3 separate regions of the Homo sapiens genome follow, and regions 2 and 3 are each linked to region 1. The links are chromatin loops, found by intact Hi-C in ENCODE. Cell type or tissue: heart left ventricle. All regions are shown on one strand.

Region 1 (2,500 bases):
AGTCACTGGGGGTCCTTAAAAGTCTTTTTCTTTTGCTAACTGTGCCATGAATGTCCTTGTCCTCAGTAAAGACATGACCAAGTATTTAGAGATAGGAGACATGACCTCTGCAATTTACTTGCATAAATGGTTTAGAAAAAAATCCTTATCTATTTGGAGACAGTGATAAAGCCAGTGTGGCAAAATGCACCCCCGTGGAGAAACTAGGCCCAGGGTTTGTAGGAGTTCTTGGTCATATTCTTGCAATGTCTTTAAGTAAGTTTGAAATTATATAAACACAAAAATTCCTTTGCTTTAAAAAGAATACTTGGAGGATTTTGATGATGGTGGGTTAGCCAGCTTGGACAAAGCTTAGAGAGCAGTTTGACAGTGAAGGGAAGGAAAAGGAGGCAGTGATCCTTTTTTTTTTTCTTTCTTTCTTTCTTTCTTTTTTTTTTTTTTTTTTTTTTTGAGACTCCCAGGCTGGAGTGTAGTGGCTTTATCTCGGCTCACTGCAACCTCTGCCTCTCGGGTTCAAGCAACTCTCCTGTCTCAGCCTCCTGAGTAGCAGGGATCACAGGCGTGCACCACCACGCTTGGCTAATTTTTGTATTTTTGGTAGAGACGGGGTTTCACCACGTTGGCCAGGCTGGTCTGGAACGCATGACCTTGTGATCCGCTCGCCTTGGCTTCCCAAAGTGCTGGGATTATAGGCCTGAGCCACCGCGCCCAGCCTTTTCCTCTTTTTTTCTTTTTTCTTTTTATTTTTGAGACAGGGTCTTGCTCTGTCGCCTAGGCTGGAGTGCAGTGTCACAATCACAGCACGCTGCAGCCTCAACCTCCCGGGCTTAAGCAAGGACAGTCAGTGACTGATTCTAGCCCAGTTTCTCCATTAGATTCTTCTGCTTGTCAGTTGTACAGATTCCTGGGGCGCCCTCACCCCTACCCCAACACCACCACTCAGACCTTCGGAATCAGAGTCCGCAGGAATCTGAATTTTTATCCAGTGCCTTGGGTCATTCCTGTGACTCGTATGGGGAACAGGGAGGAGGAGAAGGTGCTCGTGCTCAGGCACACTTCAGGGCTGAAACAACTTTCCCAGAGATGAGGGCGAGGGGAGGGGACCGGAGAGCAGAGGGAGGCGAGGGAGCAGAAGGAGGAGCCCCCAGGTGGGAGGACGGGGGTCTGCCCAGCTCGGCCGGGGAGTGCAGTAGGGGGGCGTCCTCCCGACTAAGGGCAAAGGAGGTGACGGCGGGGACGCCCGCCCCGTGACGAGGAGGGCTCGGCCGAGCCGTCCCGGGGCGACAGGAAGCGGCCGCCCTTTGAAGGCCCAGCGGCGGCGCTGGGTCAGCCAGGCCAGCTTGTGGGGGAGCGGCCGCCCGCGCACGGCTGGGGCCGGGGCCAGGGCCGGAGGGCGCCGCAGGAAGGGGCCGGGGCCGGGGCGGCTTCTCTCCCCGCAGCCGGCGCCTCCACGCGGCGGTCAAGCTCGCGCGTGGGCTTTAGCAGTTTCGGGCGTGCACGTGCGCGGAGGCTCCTGCCTCTGCGGAGCTCGCGCCCTCAAGAGACTTCCAGGAGGGTTTGGAGCCCGGGTTTCTCTTTCCCCCAGCCCCGGAACCCGAGTCTGCTCCAAGTGCGCATCTGCGCGGCGGCCGACGGGGACGCAGCCCGGTGTCCCCGGCAGGACCCCGGAGCAACGTCTCCTGGAGCCTGTGCAGAAGCTGGGCTTGGCGAGGGAGGGGGTGCTTCCGGGGACACCCGCGCAGGGAAAAGGAGGATGCTAGTGACCCATCCTTTCTCGCCGTGCGCTTTAATTTCAACAAACCCTCCATTCCCCTTGTGTTCCCTTCTCCAGCTGCAAAATTAAAAGTATCCAGGGCCGGGAGCGATGGCTCCAGCCTGTAATCCCAGCACTTTGGGAAGCCGAGGCAGGAGGATCACTTGAGCCCAGTGGGTTGAGGCTGCAGTAAGCCATGATCATGCCATTGAACCCCAGCCTGGGTGACAGTGAGCCCCTGTCTCAAAATAAAATGGGAGACCTGGGGAAAGCGGATGTGGCTCAGGCCAGGGACTAGGGTGAGGCTGTGGGTGCAAAATTAAAGGAGGGGTGTCAAAAAAAAACTATTCAACATAAATAATATTTTAGTGCAGTGTTTTTAAAAATACAAATTAATGCAAACAAGTCATCATGAGCAAGAGATTTGTTTAAACCTAGATAAAGACAGGATCAGGTTATTTACTTTTTTACTTATTTATTTTTGAGACAGAGTCTCACTCTGTCGCCCAGGCTGGAGCACAGGAGTTGATAAATACCAGGCGCCCAACAAGCTCCGCTCCCGACTTCATGCAGGCCTTCCTGGGCCCCACAGGTAGCCTGGGGAGGACCGTGGCTGGTGGATGCTTTTCCATGATGGAGAGGCTTTTGCTTAGGAAATAGGTTTATCCTCAGAGTATGACTCGGACACCAGTTGCCTTGTCTTTGGAGGGAGAGGGAAGACCCACTCGGCTTGCCTCTGGGACTGGA
Region 2 (2,500 bases), 190 kb before region 1:
CCTTTTTCTGTTTTTTTGTCTTTTTTGTTTTGTTTTGTTTTTTATTTGTTTTTTGAGACAGAGTTTTGCTCTTGTTGCCCAGGCTGGAGTGCAATGGCGTGATTTGGGCTCACCGCAACCTCCGCCTCCTAGATTCAAGCGATTCTCCTGCCTCAGCCTCCCGAGTAGCTGGGATTATAGGCATGCACCACCACGTCGGCTAATTTTGTGCTTTTAGTAGAGACGGGGTTTCTCTGTGTTGGTCAGACTGGTCTTGAACTCCCGGCCTCAAGTGATCTCCCTGTCTTGGCTTCCCAAAGTACTGAAATTATAGGCGTGAGCCACCATGCCCAGCCCATTTTTCCATTAGTTAATTAGGGGTACTGCTCTCCCTTCCTAGTTTTTCCCCAAAAAGGATACTTCGCCTGTGGAAGTCTGAGCAGGTTGGTTTTAATTTCCCAGTCTATTATTTTAAGTGTTAGGGCCAGGGCTTCACTGCTTTTTCTTAGTATGAGTTTTAGACAGGCTGTTCGCGTAGTTGTTTATTTTTAACTGAGCTACCTTTCATTTACCAAATGCTCTCTTAACATTAAATGCTATTGGTGGTTATTATGTTTCTAATTCTATCCCATCTTTAAAATGTGTAACTGTTGTAAATTTTTTAGTCTTGTGGATACATTAATTAATTAATTTTTATTTATTTGTTTATTTTGAGATGGAGTTTCGCTCTTGTTGCCCAGGCTGGAGTGCAATGGCGCAATCTCAGCTCACTGCAACCTCCACCTCCCAGGTTCAAGCGATTCACCTGCCTAAGCATCCCAAGTAGCTGGGATTACAGGCATCCACCACCATGCCCAGCTAATTTTTAGTATTTTCAGTAGAGACGGGGTTTCACCATGTTGGCCAGGTTGGTTTTGAACTCCTGACCTCAGGTGATGCACCTGCCTCGCCCTCCCAAAGTACTGGGATTACAGGTGTGAGCCACCGCGCCTGGCCAAGTCTTATGGATACATTAATTTAGATACATAATCTAGATGTTTACAAGACAATTTTTCAAATTTCTTTTAGACGCTAGCCTGACTTTATTTTCAAATTATTTAAACATTTAAGCATTTTCTCCTAAGTAAATGCTGTATTTCCTATTAGCTGGCCAGTAGGGTGTGCTCTAGTCCCTTGCCAAATTAATTAATTAATTAATTTAAAATGTTAATATAAACTCTTCATTGAGAGATTTCAGAAATATATTTCACTTCTTATTGACACTGGTCACATATGAGATATGTTTATATAGATGCAGGTATATGCAGATGCAGGGTATAAGGAAAGTAACACTGCTATATTAAAAAAAGAAAACTTTGAGATGCTTACTCCTTGGCTTAGTTCTAAAATAATTTGGTATTATTTTACCAAGTTGATGCTTTGGAGCAGGTATTTTCTTTTATTCTCGATAAAGAAGAACAAGAAAAGTGGTGTAGGAATGAAAGGCATACGCTCTGGACTCAGGGTTTCGGTTTGAACACCGGCTGTTCCACTTCGGGCAAATCACTTAACCTCTTGAGGCCTTGTAATATGGGGATAAGAGTGGTTCCTATTGGACAGATAATTGAGATAGTACATGTAAAAGAGCTTATAATATTGTCTAGCACAATCAGGGTTCAATAAATGTTAGATTTTTTATTATTATTATTTGAGACCAAGGCTTGCTGTGTTACCCCAGCTGGAGTGCAATGGCGTGATCTTGGCTCACTGCAGCCTCCGCATCCTGGGTTCAAGTGATTCTTGTGCCTCAGCCTCCTGAGTAGCTGGGACTACAGGCGTGTGCTACCATGCCTGGCTAATTTTTGTATTTTTAGTAGAGACAGGTTTTCGCCATGTTGGCCAGGCTGGTCTTGAACTCCTGGCCTCAAGTGATCTGCCCGCCTTGGCCTCCTAAAGTGTTGGGATGACAGGCGTGAGCAACCGCGCCTGGCCTGTTTTTATTATTGTTATTCTCGTTGTTGTGGTCACATATTCTTTGGGAGATTTTTGAACATCTGTGATTGCAAGATTGAAAAATTCTTGATTGCTTGATAGTATACATGATTTAATTAGTCCAGAAGGCTGTTTCCTTAAATCCCAGGGGGCATAAATGACTTATAAGATAAAATGTCTTAATTGACTCTGCAGTATTCTACTTAAGAGACTATAAAACCTTAAGACAAAGAAAGGGCTGTGTATTAGTTGATAGCACCAGCAATCCATAGGGGAGATATGCTAAGGGCACAGAGAATCTTCTTAGCATTCCTGAAGGCAAGCTCACAAGTAACCGTAAGTCTGTGAGCAGTTACTTCTAAGCCCATAGTCATAAACATCCATAGACATGTTTCCTTTAAAAAACACATTTAGCCTATACATAAATCTATTTAACATAAAGTCCTTGCAGAACCTTTTGATAGGAACAGCTTTACAATTTTCTCTGGAATGTATAAGGACAACAGATATACTCAATGACTTGATGCAGTAATGTTGTAAAAGCTGAATG
Region 3 (2,500 bases), 180 kb before region 1:
ATAACACAAACCTGCACATGTACCCCGAACCTAAAATAAAAGTTTTTTTAAAAAGTAGAATACAAAATTGAGTATGGAATATCTATCCTCATGTTATCAGTTAGGACTTTTTTTTAGTGACAGGAAACCCAACTCAAATTGGATAAATAAAAAAAGGAATTCAGTGGATCAGTACTGGAGAAGACTAGGATGTCGCTGCACACATTGCTTTGTTCACATGTTCAGATGACATCATGCAGGGCAAGACTTTCTCTAACTTTTGGCTTTATCCATGTTTGTGTTGACTTCATTTTGAGGTTCCTTGGTGGCATGATGGCTGCCAGCAAACCCTGGGATCATCTAATTAAAAATTTTAAAAACAACTTATTTAATAGTTTGAACAAAAACCCTGGGCCTGATTCTCACAAATCGAAACTGAAGGCCAGGGGAGTGCAATGTTCCAATTGGCCAAGCCTGAATGTGGGACCTCATTTGGAACCATGGGGGGAGAATCAAATCCATCTGAGGCTCAAGTGCAGAGGAGGACCAAGAGTAGAGGAGGACTAAGAGTAGAGGAGGTGATAGCTTCCCAGAGTAAGACTGAAGAATGGACTAGGAAAAAAAGGAAATGGATATTGTCAGCATACATCAAGTGTCCACAACAGCCATTTTCTTATGTACAGCATTTGACTCTGTTCACTTACAAATTTCTTAAAGTTTTCTGTTCTTTGACCTCGGTAACACTACACGTCACACCTTTTGATACCTCTCCTCAGTCCTGCTCGGTCATTTATTCTTCTCTTCCTTGTATGCTTAGATGTTGGCGTCTTCGAGGCTTTCTTTACTTATTCCTTAGTTTAGTCATCTCATTCTATTCCTGAGCTTTTATTATGATGTCTATGTAAATTACACCAAAATCTAATTGTAGTCCCATTTTCTCTCCTGGCCTGTAGTCCCTTTTTTTTTTTTCTCCTGGCCTTTAATCCCATATTTTTAATTTCTTACCAGTGCATCTCTCCTGGATATTTGTTGCAGACTGGCTTCTTGGCAAGCAGTCTTTGAGATGGAGATGAACATGGAGGACATTTATTAGAGTGTTGAAGGAAGGGTGAGGAAAAAGAATTGGGCAGAGGGAGAAGTTAAGTTGTGATCCATGTACGACATAGGCCTTAGCTAACTACATGCAAAGCTCTGGAACAGGATTGACCCTTTGGAGTTGTCCTAACTTGGGCAAGAGAGCTGGACCTTTTTTCCTCTAACTCTTATTGGTCAGTCATTGATATGGCTTGCCTTTGGAAGGAAGAGTAAGCTTGGAAAAGGCAGTTTTCTTCAGCTGAGTCACTCTCCAAACAGGGTTGACAGCTAAGGGCCATGTTCTGGCAGCATTCCCAGGAGCTTGAGGAATAAGGCTTTTCATAACTCATTGGGGATCTGGGTAGCTCATCATGGAAACTTCCTTTTGTTCTCTCTGTTGTTAGTTTATCCTTCCTCACTCCATTTTCCTAGTAGTTTTGTTGATGTTTCTACTTTGATATTTTGAGGCTATATTATTCAGAGCATACATGTTTAGAATTGTTAAATCTGTCTGATAAATCCAACATTTTGTTAATTTGTAGTAAGCCTCTATCTCTAGTAATAATTTTTGCATTAAAGTCTATTTTGTTTGATACTTCTTTTCTTTACTTTCTTTCTTTCTTTTTTTGTTTTGTCTTGTTTTGTTTTGGGACAAAGTCTCACTCTGTGGCTTAGGCTGGACTGCAGTGGCATGATCTTAGCTCACTGTAACCTATACCTCCTGGGTTTAAGCGATTCTTGTGTCTCAGCCATCTGAGTATCTGGGATTACAGGTGTGTGCCACCATGCCCAGCTAATTTTTTGTATTTTTAGTAGAGACAGAGTTTTGCCATGTTGGCCAGGCTGGTCTCAAACTCCTGGTCTTGAGTGATCTGCTTGCCTCAGCCTCCCAAAGTGATGGGATTATAGGCGTGAGAGACCACGCCTGGCCTGTTTGATATTTCTGGAGTCACAATGGCTTTCTTTTGGTTAGTACTTTGGTGTATTTTTTTCTAAAATTTTCTTTTTACTCTTTGGGTGTCCTTAAGTTTTTGGTCTGTTTTATAAACAGCGCAGAGCTGGATTAAAAAAATCTTTGTCTTCCATTGGTGAGTGTAGTTCACTTATAATTATTATGATTACTGATATATTTTACTGATAATTTCAATCATTTATACCATGCTATTTTGAACTGTCTATTTGTCTTGATTTTAAGGGTTTTTCTTTCTCATTTCTTGCATCTTTTCTTTACTCGTTGCATTTTTTTCTCATCTCATGCTCCCAATTTGGAAGTTATACCCTCTATTTCTCTTTTTTGGTGGTTACCTAGAAATTGTGAAATGCTTAACATAGCAAAGTCTAAAGCTAGTATCTTTACTCTCCTGAAAAATACAAGAAACACTTAAGAACATGTTAATTCACATCACTGCCTCCTAATTTTCATGTTCTTCCACCTCCCAATTTTCAT

Evidence for each region. A loop is a pair of places that touch in the nucleus more often than their neighbours do. Peaks named below come from ENCODE experiments on the same cell type or tissue, not always from the same donor. Only the 100,000 strongest peaks of a DNase experiment are listed, where the experiment ranks them.
Region 2: it touches region 1 in a loop (4-fold over the local background); 30 of 110 quality-filtered maps call a loop at or near these places.
Region 3: it touches region 1 in a loop (2.1-fold over the local background); 21 of 110 quality-filtered maps call a loop at or near these places.

What each region holds. Positions count from the first base shown.
Region 1 is chr1:8,215,979-8,218,478 of GRCh38, forward strand. No RefSeq gene overlaps it. Among named protein-coding and RNA genes, the nearest start is that of LINC01714, 8.6 kb to the left of the region's middle. RefSeq lists an enhancer at 887-1,388. In heart left ventricle, a CTCF peak has its summit at 1,464; DNase peaks (open chromatin) are centred at 1,303 and 1,513; H3K4me3 peaks cover 1,025 bases; H3K27ac peaks cover 908 bases.
Region 2 is chr1:8,030,251-8,032,750 of GRCh38, forward strand. The region is part of intron 2 of ERRFI1-DT (ERRFI1 divergent transcript); the gene reads left to right. Among named protein-coding and RNA genes, the nearest start is that of ERRFI1-DT, 5.0 kb to the left of the region's middle. In heart left ventricle, a CTCF peak has its summit at 1,125; no DNase peak of the experiment used is centred here.
Region 3 is chr1:8,039,452-8,041,951 of GRCh38, forward strand. The region is part of intron 2 of ERRFI1-DT (ERRFI1 divergent transcript); the gene reads left to right. Among named protein-coding and RNA genes, the nearest start is that of ERRFI1-DT, 14 kb to the left of the region's middle. RefSeq lists a silencer at 1,158-1,452. In heart left ventricle, no CTCF peak of the experiment used is centred here; a DNase peak (open chromatin) is centred at 1,380; H3K27ac peaks cover 444 bases.